Linked DNA regions of Mus musculus: region 2 is linked to region 1. Evidence: chromatin loops called from intact Hi-C (ENCODE). Cell type or tissue: left cerebral cortex. All regions are shown on one strand.

Region 1 (8,000 bases):
ATTATCATATCACAATCAAGGCAGTATCGTGTATCTGTGTCCACTCTTCTGAAACTATCTACCATCCTGAGCCAACTGTTAAAGGCTTTGAGGATTCTCCCTGTTGTAAACTTAATAATTAGCAAACTTCTGACAGGATTGAGGGCTATACTGATTGGTTATAACTGAATAGGATTTAATGACAGTAGTAAAAATCATATTAAAACAGGATAGAAATGAAAATCTTAAGCTGGCTGTCAGGCATGGGAATTGCTAAACTGTGAAGCTAGGGGCTGGCTGGCGCACTTTGGTCTATAGAGCTAAAGTCAGGTGGACTATTGATCGATCTTTAGGAACCACAATAATGACTTGTGCGCTCCCACTGTTGAAGGTGATGGCTGTAGACTGCACTGGCAGCAGGAATCGTGTGTTTAATTTGATGAGCACAGGGCCAGACTTCCTGCTTGCTGTTGGAAGTCATGAGGCAGGACTTCCTATGTGGCCCAGTGCTCTCAGCAGTCACTTGTGGCAGCTGTCACTTGTGGCGTGTGGCACTGCTAGCCTTTACTTTACAAACCCCCAGCAGAGAGGGAGAGGGAAAGAGAAGGAGAAAGGGAGAAAGGGAGGGAACCCCTTGAGTGTGCAGGAAGGTGGGGAGATAGACACATGATCAGGGATTGGTGGAGTGTGAGCGGGCTGAGGAAGACAGTGAGACAGACTCAGAGCTGAGAGTAAGAGTGGGGGAGGGCAGCAGAGTCCCTGGCAGGAGACAGAGCCAGACCTGCCTTTCAGGCAAACTGGCTGGACTAGTAGTTGCAGCAGGCTGCAAATGAGAGAGGGGGAGGGGAAAGTTTGCCACATGGATCATTAGCAAGAAAGTGCCAGTTTAGTGTTGATGTAGAGATATTGTTTTAGACCAAGACATCCCATTAAGTAGGGACCAGGCAGAGAAATACTGACCCCTGGGCGAGAGAATAGGGTTATTAGCTGCCCCTACCAGTGTCCTGAGGACATTAACAACCTAAGAGAGATTCTAGCACAGGCCAGACCACCAGGTCGACTTGTGATGGCTGGGGGCTAACGCTCAGAGCCTGTGCTCTTGAGCCAGTTCATCCAAACCCAGGAATTTCTCAGCTTCGAGAAACTGTCTACAAGGAGAGGGAAATCTCACCCAAGGGAAAAAGTCCTAAAACGAGGGTCAGGGAAAAACTGAATGTCTTCCATCCTCAAGGACAACACAGGGGTAGCTCCGAGCTCAGGAACTCTCCCCTGGGACCATGCAGATGGGAAGGGATGGGGGCTTACCAGTTCTGGGCTAGCAAGCGTGGATCTCTTGTGGTGACTGAGGTGGGATGTCTCAGTGGGCCCATACTGAGGCATCCCTTCCCCATGAGGGACCAGCCACACAATAGTATAGTATAGAATAGAGTTTATTCAGGGCATGGGAAGGGGAGTTAAGAGGGTAGTAGAGGCAGAGAAAGGCAGAGAGAGGGAGAGAGTAAAGAAGTAGAAGCTGGCCATGGCCATGGGCATGTGGAGAGAGGGGGAAGGGAAGAGCCCAAGATGGCAAGAGAGAAGCAAGCAGTAAGCAAGAGTAAGAGAGGGAGGAGGGGGGCAAGCAGCCCCTTCTATAGTAGGTCAGGCCTAACTGGCTGTTGCCAGGTAACTGTGGGGATGGAGTTTAGATACAATGCTAACTAACCTGCCATTAAACTATATATGGATCTCCTTATTCCCAAGTTTTTGGTGGCAAAACTCAATCTATCTGCCTAATGGCTTCATTCTACTGATATCAGGCTCCCTTGGGAACTCACAGTAGAGCTGGGCTGAAGGGACCCAGGACACAGCCCCAGAGCAAGAGCCATATGAGCAGGGAGGAAAAATACAAATTATACTCAACACTCAGAGGCAGAGCTAAATCCTGCTTTTCTTTACTTTGTTCTGGGTGCACACCCTATCCCCAGAGCCGGTGATATAGTAAAGGATCCAGACCCAGACACGGCCCGGTGGCTGTCAATCACACCAGCTACACTCAAAATCCACTTCCTCACAGAATGCTAGGGGGGGGCGATGATTGAGCTCTGTACTCAGTGTTGTCCTTTCCTCAGGCTGAGATGTACTCTTATGGATGGTCCTGCACATAAGCGTAGGACTAACCTCAGTGCCTGCTGAAGCACGCTCCCTCCCTTCTGCAAACTGTGCAGACCTGGCCTTCCCTGACTCCTCTGCTATTCTAAGCACTTCCTTTCCTTTCAGTTTTAGTGAATCTTTGATGGCGGATTAGATACTAGGGAAACCCTGCTCTACTAGGGCATCCAAGCAACCCTGCTGTGTCTTTCAAATATTTCCTGTTGCTTTTCTGGGGATTCCTCCCTGGTGAGGTCCTTGGTCAGTCTATCCAGGCTTCTTTCGGTAGAACAAAGGCCAGATCCTTAGTTGCTCCTGGCGCCTTCTTATCTAAAAATAGCCTTGCAAACCTGATTTTATCCATTTTCTATAAATTCCCAGGGAGCCCCCGTAGTGCTCCTTAAGGTCTAAGTAATAGTGACAGTTTGCTTTTATGGCTGAGCTGTGGTCATAACGTATTCTCTTTGCCAGCACAATTGGAACAATAAGACATTTACAACCAGTGCGAAAGTCTAGCCCCTGTCATAAGCCAGCCACTTAGAGATCATAATGTCACCTCCATATCCTATAGCTAAAGTCCTCAGGAAACACCCAGCTGTGCCAACTTAGGGGGTCTAACTCCCACTAACTGGGGGACTTGGTCAAATGATATATATGTATACAGAGAATGGATTTTACATTCAGAGGCCTCCTTACTCTGCATATCCTTACAATAGTGCCTGAAACAGATAATTCTAAAAAATACCTCATAATCATAATTGCTTTATGTCTTGTATCCAAAAGAGGCAAATCAAATCAATCAATCTTAATCAAATGCAAGCCTATTTCAGAACGCATGTCGCAGGACCCTGTTAGGTAAGCTGTGGGACTGACGACTTCTTCATGGAAACTCTGGCTTGAATATAGAATTATCTGTAAGGAGGGAGGAAGGAGGACAGAAAAGATCAAGCTCCTGACAGAATAATTTCCCTAAGGACGCACCAAGTCAGATGATTGGTTTCTTCCCCTGCACTGCCCCCTTGTGGTAAAATGTCGTTAGTGTTTTGGTAGAAAGAGGAAGTAAAGGAGACAGCGATGAAGGGAAGTCGGGCTCCAAAGAGGAGCTGCCAGCCTTCAAGGAGCTTGTGGGGAACCCTGCCCTGCCAGAGCTTCCTGTTCTTTGCTTTGTGGCCCTGTGAGAGGCGGCAGCTGCTGCTGCCCCACCCTGACCCTTTCTCTCCTCATCAGATCTGAGCAGCGTAACCAAAGATACATGGCACAGACCTCAGGAGCCCGCAGGAAAGGAGCGCCTTCCTGGAACGGTTTACCTTGCCCAGTCGTCCTGGACGCTCCCAAAGGAGGTTCTGTCGTTGTTAGCGATGTACATCAGTCTCCAGTGAGGCACATAACGCTTCAGTGAACATCTCGTCCAAAGGGACATTTGAAAGAACAAAAGAAGACCAGAAATATTTCTGAAGGAGTAGAAGCTGGGAGGGGACTTTGGGACACTTCTTTCAAGTTTCCTCCTCTGCTAAGAGAAATCTACAAACACAGGGGATTGTGTTATTCGCGTCACTGAGAGCAAGAGGAGAACGTCTGATTTGGGCATAGTATTCCAAGCACAGTTTATCGAAGTAACTGGACTCATAAATACAAAGTTGGAAAGCATCTCATGTGTACTGGGTTCTCCCTGGGAGCAAGTGCCTGTCACTGTCAGGGGAGACCTCTCCTGGAGGGCACAAATACTGCAACGTGTCAGTGATCCAGTTTCAGGAGTGAAAAATAATGTTTTGTGCAAATGCATTAATATTCTTCAAAATCTAGAAAGACATCAGAACTAGGAAGGTAACTATTGAGTGCAAACTAGCTTTTGGATGCCGTATTACTTCTTAATAAAATTTTACTAAAACTACAACCCTGAAAATAAATCAGATACTACAAATATATCCTTGTTTGAAGGCGGTGATAGATACCTGGTACGGACCAGATTGTGTCAGTGAGCAGGATCGACCCTTCCCCAGACACATTTTCAGTCAACACTTTCCTGTTCTGAGATGAGGTCCAAGGAGCGCTGGGTGCTCAGATACACTGGGGCTTTGCTCTGTAAGCAGCCTGTGGTTTCTGGGGTCCCCAGCAGAACCCCAGGGCTCTCTACCCCACATTTTGCTCTGGAAACCCAAGAGTCCTGTTGTGATTTATGAAGTGACAGAGTTAGGAAGAAAGGCAGCTCTTGGACCCGTAGCCCAACCAAACACACAAGCTGTGGTCGTCGCCCCAGACAACTGCTCTTCAGCAGGCTTGAGATTTCTCCACAGAGAGCAGAGTCCTTTCATGTGGGCAAAGAACGACTTTATCAGACAGAATGCCTCGATGCTTATGAAATGCTTCCTGAGAGGGAGGAAGTCAGGCTATAATTGGGGCAGAATTTACAACAGCGAAATCACATTTGGGCAAGTTCTCTCTTATTGCAAGGGGCCTCCGAGCCACTAGAGATGCTTCATAGATTGCCACTGTCACCTGCTGGCTGGCCTCCAACTGCCATGAGGCCCAGGGAGGGGAAGGCAGGTAGGCCCCTGAATCAAGGCTTGGGTGGTACCCAGAACACTCTGGATCACATGACCGACTTGGTTCTTAGAGGACAAGGTTTGGAAACTTTGATGTATAGGTCTAAAGCCTCAGTAGGAGGGAAGTTGGGTGGTGTCTGTCTCACCTGGTGCAGTGGCAGTGAGGCTGTAACAACTGCCCAGTCACTAGCCTGAAGCAGATGTTGTATTTAGTGCTAAGGTCACCTGTAGTTTATATGTAGCTCTTCTTGTTCACATGAAACATAGAAATCTACTTGACAGCCCCAAACGTCACTGCCACTATTGTGTTTCCTAAGGAATACAGCTGGAAGCTCATCTGTTCTTGAGCCAAGTCTTTCCCAGAACACATGGGTGGGTCTGACTGCAGAGAAATGGAGAAGATGGCAGAAATATGAAGATCAGAAAGACTGTCCAAAGGACAGAATAACAGACAGTAAAGGGCCGAGATGGATTTCATGAACAAAAGCAAAACTCAAAGTGCACATCATCTTGCGGTTGGGAAGTCCATCTCCTTCTGCTCCTTGTGGGAAATGAAGCCAATGCCATATCAAAACAAACAAAAAAATCTTGCAGCTTAACAATCCCAAAAGCTTACATCATTTTAAAATCTGTGCACTCAACATAGTAATGTCTCTTTTTTATCTCAAGAAGGTGTTCCTGCATAACTGCATACCTTCTAATGAATAGACTCACAGAAATAAAAAATAAAGCAATTTTTGTTCTTCCCCACAGGTTCATGTGAATGACTGATGTCTATTGCATAGAGGCTTACATGACTCTTGGGGTCCCCACCCCCACACTCTACCTCCCTGCCACCCCCACCCCCACACTCAACCTCTCTGCCACCCCAGGCTGCCTTACCACCCCAGGCTCTTACACTGTGGTGTTCAGCACTTCTGTCAGGGTGAGTTCCACAACTGGGAACCCTTGGCATCAGAAGCTACTGGGAACCTTACATTAAAATGGAGAGGGAAAAAATGCGAGTGTATGCGGGGTGGACATGAAAATCAAAGGCTGATCGGAGTGAGTGTTACAGATTGTATTGCTATGAGATCTCACAGGGGGTTCCTTTCAGCTCCATGGCCTTGCTTTCTCTGTTGAATGAATTCATATGAGACATGAAGTGGGGTACAGAACAGATGACAAGTAGAGATTATCACAAAGAGACAAGGGACAAGAGTGGCCAGTGGCCAGAGAGACCACTGTGAAGGAAAAAATGCATAATGTGGTAGTCGACAGTGAACAGGTGTGCGTATGAAGGCTTTATACTACTCTCAAGCATTTATGAAACATATTTCACTGTCCGGGTGATTGACAGGCCCATTTGGGTTCACTCTTCAGGGGGAGGGACAATGGTTTGTCTCTATTCTTTACTAGAAAGCCCCAATTCCTCCCAAGCCAGAGATAAGACTGAGATCCCATTCTGTTGGCCAAAAATCATGTAGTGGGGTAGACCCATAAGAATGAAAGAAAAGCATCTATAAAAATAGCCATATTTACCCAGAGGAAATGAGCTGCTCAGAACGGGACTCACTGATGCACAGCCACCTGGACCTTCCGACCTTCCGTACAGCTTTAAATCTTGAGGGGCAATTGGGAATCTTTCCTCCTTCTTAAAATTAGTATTACCAGAGACACAGGGCCCATAAGTGATTGTAAAGGACAGGCCTCATCCTCAATGACTTTCAAGCCCCAGAGTCTCTATCACCATACCTAAAACTCTGTTACATTAAGGAGGCTTTTCAAATGTTTTCTTTAAGGCTTTTTGTTTTTTTCTGTATATCGTGGATTAGCCAAGTTTTTTTAAAAAAACATGATCTAGTGAGATTTTGATTAAAAAAAAATTCAGTTTTCCTAACATTACATAAAGAACTAAGGAGTTTTCATTGCTCTGGGATGTACTAACAGGTGCATCCAGCCCTTTGACATTGCAATAGAACACTGCCCGTCTCAAAGCTCACACTTGAGAACCTCATCGTGAAATTATGAAAAAATATAAACATGCCTTATGATGTCTCAACTAGGCTGACAATTTTGTGTTGGACCACATTCTTAGCACTCCTCGTGGTCTACAGGATGGACATGCCTAGTGCATGATGGGTAGTAGGTTTCTGAAAGACATTAGAGAGAGGAAATTTGAAGGACTGGTCAACCTGTTGATGTTGGTAGATGTTGGGGGTCAGTGGGAAGTGTTCTTGTATTCCAGAACAAGGAACCGAACAGGGACATTGAGTGGTAGCAAGCAAAACAGAGGACTTTATTGAGAAAATATATACTCCAAGGGAAGAAGCAGATCAGAACCGCACAAGGTCTAGAAACTCAACTGCCTTATTGTTCAAAGGATGGGGCTTCTATGCCATTCTGAGCTTTGGAGCTCATTCAAATAGCCTTGGATCCTCAGACATTCTCAGCCTGTTACGCGGTGTTCTAGGCACAACTTCAAGCACCCATGCCTTGTGTCATCTTAACTCCCACTCAACTGTGTTTTAGTAGGTGAGCCACAGGTCACCTACAGACACGCAGAATTGCCTCTGCCCCTGGGCCAGTGGTTAGCCCAAGCTGGACTTTCTTTCCAGCTTTCTCCTTTGTCGATAGGCTTCCCTTGCTTGCTAACTTCACAGCTTTTATGTAAAGCCATTCTGGACTCACTTTCCACCCGACTCTCCTGCCTCCTGAAGTCTGTTCTTCAGGAAAGTGAAGAGCAGCTCTTCCCCTTACCATACTGGGCAGAGAAACAGACATATGTGTGGTCTCTTCTGAGACTGCACCTCTAGACTCCCAACAAGTTCATTTCAAGTTCTTGTTAGAGTTGGGATTCAAATCTATGACCTGGACTCATGTCTTATATAAATAAACACCTATGTAGCCATGGGGAGGTTCAACAAACACTGGGTGACCTCTGTGTGCCAGGTCACACAACAGGCATCAGACATACAAAGGTGCTTTACACAGTGATCAGGAAACTATGCTAAGGTATGAGCTAGAACTTCAAAAGACAAAACTTCTGACAGTCAGTAAACATCTAAATATGTGCAACCCACTGGCAATTAATGCTAATATGAGATTTTTTTCCGTCAACAAAGGAAAAACAATGTCTGTATTCAGTGTGAGAGACAATACCACTTTTCCAGCCCCCTGATGAAATAACACAGTGACAGAAGAGTTTGGCAAAATGTTTCACAAAGCTGGGCATGGCAGGACATGCTGCCAATCCCAGCACATGGGAGGTGGAGGCAGGAGGATTAGGAATTAAAGTCCAGCTTCTGCTACACAGCAAGTTCAAGGCAAGCCTGTTCTACACGAAGCATCCACAGGTAAAGGTGCTTTTCG
Region 2 (8,000 bases), 340 kb before region 1:
TATAATATTCCCACCCACATTCCCACCCCTCATCTCTTTCCTCTTCTCTATTTTCTTCTTTTCCTTAATTTTTTTTTTTGTATAGTTTACAAACTGGCAGGTTACCATATGGCATTTTCATGAGTGCCTAATTTTGATCTACCCCCCTCTGGCATGGTGCCATTTACTTCTCTATTTGGGGGGAGTGCTGGGACAGGATCCCACTCTATAGCACAAGCTCATCTGAAACTCACTTTGTAGCCCAGGCTGACCTTGATCTCTGGACAATCCTCCTGCCCCAGCTTCCCAAGGCAGTAGAAAACATTTCTGGTGGCATCTTTATGATCTGTGCTATTCAGTTTCTCACCAAAGTTTATGTGAAACTGACAGGGCCCAAAGCATCCTCATCCTGGCTTGTGAGGGTTGATCACTTGGATTTGTCTCTAGGGAGACAAATCATGTGGAAGTCTTCCCTGTGAGGTCACTAGTGTTGAAACTTACTTGATCTCCCGATCAGTGGTCGGCCATAAATTGACAGCTTGAAGGACGTAAGTGCTGAGCGTGCTTATGGTCTTGGTCTTTTCCTTTTTGATGGACACATTGGTCGTCAAATTTTTCTGCATAGTCACAAGGACCCAGAGAGTGGTTGTCAGGTGTCTTAGGGTTTCTCTTGCTGTAATGAAACACCATGACTAAAAGTAGCCTGGGGAGGAAAGGGTTAACTTCATTCACAGTTCGGTCAAACATCACATAACACCAAAAGCATTGGTGTACTGGCTGTTTTTGTGTTAACTTGACACAGCTGGAGTTATCACAGAGAAAGGAGCTTCAGTTGAGGAAATGCCTCCATGAGAGCCAGCTGTGGGGCATTTTCTCAATTAGTGATCAAGGCGGGAAGGGCCCCTTGTGGGTGGGACCATCTTTGGGCTGGTAGTCTTGGTTCTATAAGAAAGCAGGCTGGGCAAGCCAGGGGAAGCAAGCCAGGAAGGAACATTCCTCCGTGGCCTCTGCATCAGCTCCTGCTTCCTGACCTGCTTGAGTTCCAGTCCTGACTTCCTTTGGTGATGAACAGCGATGTGGAAATGTAAGCTGAATAAACCCTTTCCTTCCCAACTTGCTTCTTGGTCATGATGTTTGTGCAGGAATAGAAACCCTGACTAAGACAATAGTGGGCAGGAACTCAAGCAGGGCAGGAACCTGTAGGCAGGAGCTGATGCAGAGGCCATGGAGGGGTGCTGCTTACTGGATTGCTTCCCGTGGCGTGTTCAGCCTGCTTTCTTATAGAGCCCAGGACCCAACAGGGATAGCACCACCTACAAGGGCTGAGCCCTCTCCCATCAATCACTACTAAGAAAATGTCCTATAGACTTGCCTACAGCCAGATTTTATGTAGGCATTTTTATAATTAAGGTTCCCTCCTCTCAGATGACTTTAGCTTGTGTCAAGTTAACCTAAAACTATCCAGCACACCAGGGATTAGGGATAGGCCTTGAGAAAGAGTGGGAAATGACCATAAAGAACAGTAGGAAGGAAATCTCTGTATGATGTGCTGTGATGGTTACATGAACTTAGACGTGACAAAGTGGCATAGAGCCACATCATACCAGCGTAAAGTATGTTTTCATATTGTACTATACTCATATAAGGCAGAACCATCAGAGGGAGTGGAAAAGAACATTTTGTATGACTGCTACTTCCTGTGAACTGGCTGTGATTTCAAAGAAAAAAAGTTATAGCACAAAATATCATTACCTGGTTTTTGTTATGAAATTCTTTTTTTTTTTTTTCTTTTTGATGTAGCTCAGGCTGGTCCAGAAGTTTCTCTATTGGTCTCAAACCCAGGCTTTTCCAATGTGCTGGGATGCTATGCATACTTTAGCTATGTCCAGCTAGAGAAGTTCACATTGTATTTGCTGGAGGCAGTTTTTTTTTCTTTTTCTTTTTCTGACACCATCTGCATTTTTCACATGCTGGTGAAAAGTCAAAGTAGGGGGAAGGTTCAAGAGCCAGGAAGTGTTGCTATGTAAATTTCCTGAGCCACCCTGAACTCTTTGCTTAATCATCTTCCCAGGGTTAGAGGCCCTTGGAATAGAAAAGCTCTACGATGAATAACTCATCTTGAAGATGTCATCTCTTTTACACCTGTAGCTCAGGGTGGCTCTTCCTCAGGGGATAAGAAGAAAGGAGACAAGTAAGTGTTCAGATTCTCCAATTCCTCACTCACTGTAGAGGAAGTCTGCTGTGAATTATACTTCTCTTCTTGCTATCCTAAGATCTTCTTATCTCTGGAGCAATTTAGTTTCAGTTTTGTTTTGTTTTGGGGAAACTGAATCATATCTCAGTCACTTCTAGTTCAAAGAACTCTTGCTAAGACTTTATTTATTTATTTATTATATCTGGCTTCACATCTGTTTAAAAGTGGATGCTCCCACCCCCAAGTGGAAATGTTGAGTGACCTGAACTCTTAGAACCAGAGGCTTAGATATTGACAGGTAGTGTAGAGAATGTACTGGAAGCTGTGGCGCTGGGGCTCAAATCCTAGATCTCTAAACTGACAAAGTACTTCAACTTCCTGAGCCTTAGGTTTTAATTTGTGAAAAATTAAAATATTTGGTTAATTTCCTAGGTCAGTGTTTCATACATCAAATGCATCTTCTGTGAGATGCATGCCATAGCTAGCAGACTCTCCTTTTTCTGGCTTCCTTTTCCTACGTTGATTATACTGTCTACATTATCAGGACGATGTTTACAACCCCCACGCCACAATTGGAATCTGGAACAAGGTAGTTTTCAAATCAGTAGTGACCTGTGTCTCTCAGACTAGGCTACGCCCTGTGGACATGGCCCCGCCCCTCTGCTCAGGCCTGTTCTCTTGTAAAAACAGGATTCGCCTCTAGGCACAGGTTCCAACTTTAGTCTTTAGTTTGGTCCTGAAGCTCAGGCTTTGCCCCATTGACCTAGATCTCATCCCTAGGGCCTAAGCCCTGTCCTCTGCCCCGGCCTTCCAAGGCCCCGCCTCCGCCCCGGCCCGCCCCGCCCCGGCCCCGCCCCCGGCCCAAGCGGCGCTTCTCCGTTCGGGCCTGGTGCCAGTGAGGGGCGGGGCTAACTCGGTTCTTGGGCGGGGCCAGAGTGGCGTACACGGAGGCGCTGGCGCCTTGACGTGATACGCTGCCAGTTGACGCAGCTGCGGTGCCGCTGGCCTCCACTCCTGCCTCGGCTCTACTCCTCCGCCCCATGGGTGTCCGAGGCGGCGGGCCGAGCTGGACGTGCTACAGGCTGAGGGTGTAAGCATCAGCGGAGGTCCCGACTCGGGGCTGTTGTGCTGTCAAGTGAGAGGAGCTCGAGAGGCTGCGCGCGGTGAGGGCTGGGAGGTGGCGAGGTGGGCAGCGCCTTTCCGGGTGAGTCTGGAAGGTTTGCGGGGTCGCGGCTGTGGCGCGGGCCTGGGGGTCGGAGGTCGGAGGTCGGAGGTTAAGGTGGAGGCCTAGCAGGCCCTGACAGCCGGGTGCTGGGGTTGCGGGCGGGGGGGGCGGGCGCGCGGACCTGGCGGGGTGGGCAGGGCCGAGCGCCCCGGGTTGGCTCGGCCCTCGTCTGGTAGGGCATACCTGAGTGGACACCTCTCCTGCCAGAGGAAGGTCCACAAGGGTTATCTTCCATCCGGGGAATATTAGATTTCTTCCTTCCTCGCCCCATCGGTTGTGGTGTTGACAGTGGGATGTCCGGTAAAGGGGACGAATTCTTGTAAATTTCCTCTGAGCAGTCATGGGTTCTGGAACGGAGAAAGTAGGTTTCAGGTGGTTTCGCGTTGCTGCTTTCATCCCGTGCATGACAACGAAGCAGATTTAATCTGACAAGTATAAAAGTGGATGAGTTAGTCAGAATATTTGACTTAGCAATGACTGCTATGTGCTATTTTAATATGCGCTCATACAGTTTGTAACAAAAAGGTGAAGCCTTTCCCCACTTTGTAGCTGAGAACCTTGGAACAGAACTGTTTCAAACCTGACTTTCTCACTTTATGGCCCCTCAGTTAGCATGCCACCCCCCCCCCATTACTCAAATGCCTTAAAAGTTTGCAAGGCAAGTGCCCTGTGATAAAATGTGCCAGGTGCCCAGAGTAGAGAGGAAATGAAGGCACAGTTCTTTCCAGCAGACTCGGTGTCAGTAGAAACATTCTTTCAAGGCTGCACTTTTAAGTGTGCCTCGCAGGTAGAACGTCACCATTAGCATCCTGACTCCTACCTCGTGGACTCCTATGTTTCTTTTACATATAAAGTGGTTCTTAAATTATTTTAGTCTTATTTGAGGTGTAGGAATGTAACATTGGACCAAATACTGAAGAGTTTCCTGGTGTGTTTAAATAATTTAGTTTGAAACGGTTGCTCTACCAACAAAGTTAGGATACCTTTTCTAATTGATTGATATGCTGGTCTTTTCAGACTTGTTAAGATGAAGCGCTGCAGAAGGACCTTCAGAAGAGGAAAGATAAACAACATTGAAGATTAAAAAACTAAACAAAATAAAACAAGAAATCTTGTGTAAGTATTTCTGCCTAAGATTTAAAAAAAATCTAATTTCTTATTAAAGTCCAGATAGAGAAAAGTTAACTTTATGCTTCATTTGTGATTCAGTCCATCTGTGACCCACAAATCATTCCATCTGCATTTTGGACTGCTGATACCTGGATACCTGATTGATAATTAACTCAAGTGCTTAACTTTTGCATTGGCATAGGAACGCCCAGGGGAGGGACCAACCATCGCCGGGTGCCAGTTTGCTTTTCTTTTGCTTGCTCTATTATTTGCTCATGTTTACAAAATGCTTAGAAAAGAATATTTATATGTCTCTGTGTGCGCTTGTTATTGTTGTAGTAATTTGCCTTTTAAGTACAGATAAAGATCTCTGCAGCCAAGGCTTGCCTGGAACTAGAGATTCTCCTGCCTCAGCTTCTTGGTATAGGTTTGCAACAATTACCCAACTTGAAATGTTTTCTTCCTTTCTCTCTCTTTCTTTCTTTCTCTCTCTTTTTTTTAAATTTTGGGTTCTAAAGAGAATAGTAAAAGACATGGATAAAAACGATTGAATTCATTTAATAGATATTTATAAAGTACTATATAGCAGAGACCATTTTGAGCTTCTGGTAAAGAATGAAATAGTAGAGGAAGAGAAAAGAAGTGCCTCTGTTTCTCTTGAATTATTTGCTGTGTGAAGATTATTCAGCAGGTTCTTACATTAGCTTTCAGCTTCTCTTCATGATGCAGTTGGTGTACAATGAGTTGTGGCTGAGCTGGATAGCCATAGATCTGTGGATACTCTGTGGCCTTGATCCATTGCCTTATGCCAGAATATGCTCTTCCTATTAAAGACTGTATTAGTTTCCTTTCAGTGCTGTGATAAGACCCCATGACCAAGGCAACATAAAGGACAGTTTAATTTGGCTTATGGTCCTAGAGGGTTAGAGTCTATGATGGTGGAACAAAGGCATGGTGGCAGTGGCTAGAGCAGCAGCCAAGCGCTTCGATCTTGATCCATAATCAGGAGGCAGAGTGCATTCTAGGAATGGCACTAGTTTATGAAATCTTAAGGCCTACCTCCACTGACACACCCATTTCAAGGCTACACTTCCTAAGCCTTGCCAAACAGTTTTACCAACTTTGAGTATTCAAACCACCACATTTCACTCCCTGGCCTCACCAACTTGTGGCCATATCATACTGCATAATGCATAATGCTTCTAGTCCAACTTCAAAAATACCTTTTGGTATTAAACTGTTTAAAAAAATCTAAAGTTTTAAGTCTCTTCTGGGACTCAAAGAAATCTCACAATTGTAAGCCTGTGTGAAATCAAAAAAATTTAAATATTTTCAATATTCAATGGCTTAGAATATGGATTCCAATTTTAAGGGGGGGGGGAGAATAGGCTATAGTAAGGAAATACTGGCCCAGAAGAAAGACTGAAACCCAGTAGGGAAAACCCCAAATCCTGAGCTCCATGTCTGAGGTCAAAGGGCTTGGATGGCTCTCTCCATTCAGCTTTCTGCCTGCAGCACACTCCTCATTCTTGGGCTGATTCCATTTCCTCTGTTCTACTCTCTCTGGCAGATATCCCATGGCTCTGGCACCTCTAAAATCTTGAGATCTCCTAGACAATTCTGGCTTAATTTACAGAGCTTCAGACGATGGCCTCTTAGGGTCTCCATGCAGAGACTCGCCTGTCAGCTGCTTGCCTGCAGTGGTTCTTCTTAACCGCTGAGGGGTTTCTGTCATCCTTTTACTCTTTTATCCTTCGTGACTCCACATTGTGCTGCTCACTGGGGATGGAGCCTGGCCTCACATTTACTGCAGCTTTAATTTGTTGTTGCCTTTAAATTCCTTGGGCTTTTTCTTTTCACAACTTGGAGGCTTATTTGACTGAGGTCTTACCTCAGTGTGCCTCCTGTATGCCAGTGCTTGATCTCCTTATCTCCTTCAGAACAAGCCTTGATTCCAGCACTACATTTCCGGGTTTCCCTTCAAGTTGTACATTTTGTATTTCATTTGCCCTACTTGATCTTTTTCATTGTAGACCTGCATAAGAGTGATTATGAATAACTATGTGACAGAGTCAATATGAGGCTGTCTTGAAATCTTCACTGCCAAAGAAATTAGTCTATTACTTTTCAACTTAGCCTCAGGCTGAGTTTTAGGACAAGGTTTAAAGGCAGCCACGTTATTTATTTATTTATTTGCCAAAATTCCATGAAAGTAGTCTGAGATGAGCTGCTAATATTTTTTCCCCTCTAAAACTTCTTGAGCTGGGGCTCCATAATCCACATTTTTCTCAGTACGTCTGCCTTCTTTTTATGTTCCTGCTTAGAAAATAGGAGCTTAAGCTTTGCTTATAGCATTCAACTGCTTTTCTCATCCAATGTCCTGAAGTCTTCCACATCTTCCCAAAACAAAAACAACAAAAATGGCATGGTCAGGCTTGTCACAGCAATAGCTCATTTCCTGATAGCAGCTGCTATATTAGTTTTTTTCCTGATGCTATAATAAAGACATCATGACCAAGGCAACTTGTAAAAGGAAGACTTTAGTTTGGCTTTATGGATCCAGACAGTTAGTTTGGGTGGTTAGTATGATGACAGAGCAAATGAGAACAAATGGCTGGAGCAGCAGCTGAGAGCTCACAGATTCTCAAGCGGGAGGCAGAGAGGGGCACACTGGCAATGAGGAGGTTGCTTTGAAACCACAAAGCCCTTGCCCAGTGACACATCTCCTCCAACAAAGCCACACCTCCCAAGTCTTTACCAACCAACGCCACCAACTGGGGACCAAGTAGTTAAACATATGGGCCTATGGAGGTCATTCTCTGGTCTTTACTAGCTCAAGATGTGTTTGTTTGTTTGTTTGTTTGTTTTTTCCTTTTTTTCCTTTTTTTGGGGGGTTTTTCGAGACAGGGTTTCTCTGTGTAGCCCTGGCTGTCCTGGAACTCACTTTGTAGAGCAGGCTGGCCTCGAACTCAGAAATCCACCTGCCTCTGCCTCCCAAGTGCTGGGATCAAAGACACGCGCCACCACGCCCGGCTTCAAGATGTGTTTTAACACTGGGTTTTTGTCTGATGACTTTTCTTAGGTGTTTTGCATTAATCTTATATTGAGGAGAATGCTGGTAGATACTGATCCCGCAGACTTATGCTGTGCAGCCTCAACACCCTCTTCCTTCATTCCTTTGATAAGAATCATGGGTTGTTATAATGGAAGATGGTGGTGATGTTGTATGGGGATTCTGTGTTCTTTTGTGGATGGGTCACTATTTCTCGGGAAACAAAGTATCTTTTATGTGGAGATTTGACTGTCAGAACATATCTCTCAGTTAATGTCAGTAGTAAACTCTGCCTCCTTAAGTATATAATCATTTGACATTTCTAAGATGATAAAAATTAGCATAAATAGGTACATGGCATTTTATCACATGTAATTCATTATAAAATATGTGGATATTTATTTGTACCTTTTTTTTTTTTGAGATGCATTTAACTAGCC

Evidence for each region. A loop is a pair of places that touch in the nucleus more often than their neighbours do. Peaks named below come from ENCODE experiments on the same cell type or tissue, not always from the same donor. Only the 100,000 strongest peaks of a DNase experiment are listed, where the experiment ranks them.
Region 2: a loop joins it to region 1, with 2.8 times the contacts of the local background. A loop is called at or near these places in 3 of 42 quality-filtered maps.

The regions. Positions count from the first base shown.
Region 1 is chr3:37,200,989-37,208,988 of GRCm38, forward strand. No RefSeq gene overlaps it. Among named protein-coding and RNA genes, the nearest start is that of Gm36168, 19 kb to the right of the region's middle. In left cerebral cortex, CTCF peaks have their summits at 3,128 (motif pointing left) and 3,818; DNase peaks (open chromatin) are centred at 717, 3,136 and 3,738; H3K4me3 peaks cover 576 bases.
Region 2 is chr3:36,859,972-36,867,971 of GRCm38, forward strand. 4932438A13Rik (RIKEN cDNA 4932438A13 gene) reads left to right here and starts at 3,135. Exons shown (of 86, transcript NM_172679.2): 1 at 3,135-3,377; 2 at 4,416-4,514. In left cerebral cortex, no CTCF peak of the experiment used is centred here; DNase peaks (open chromatin) are centred at 3,107 and 3,671; H3K4me3 peaks cover 1,652 bases; H3K27ac peaks cover 1,437 bases.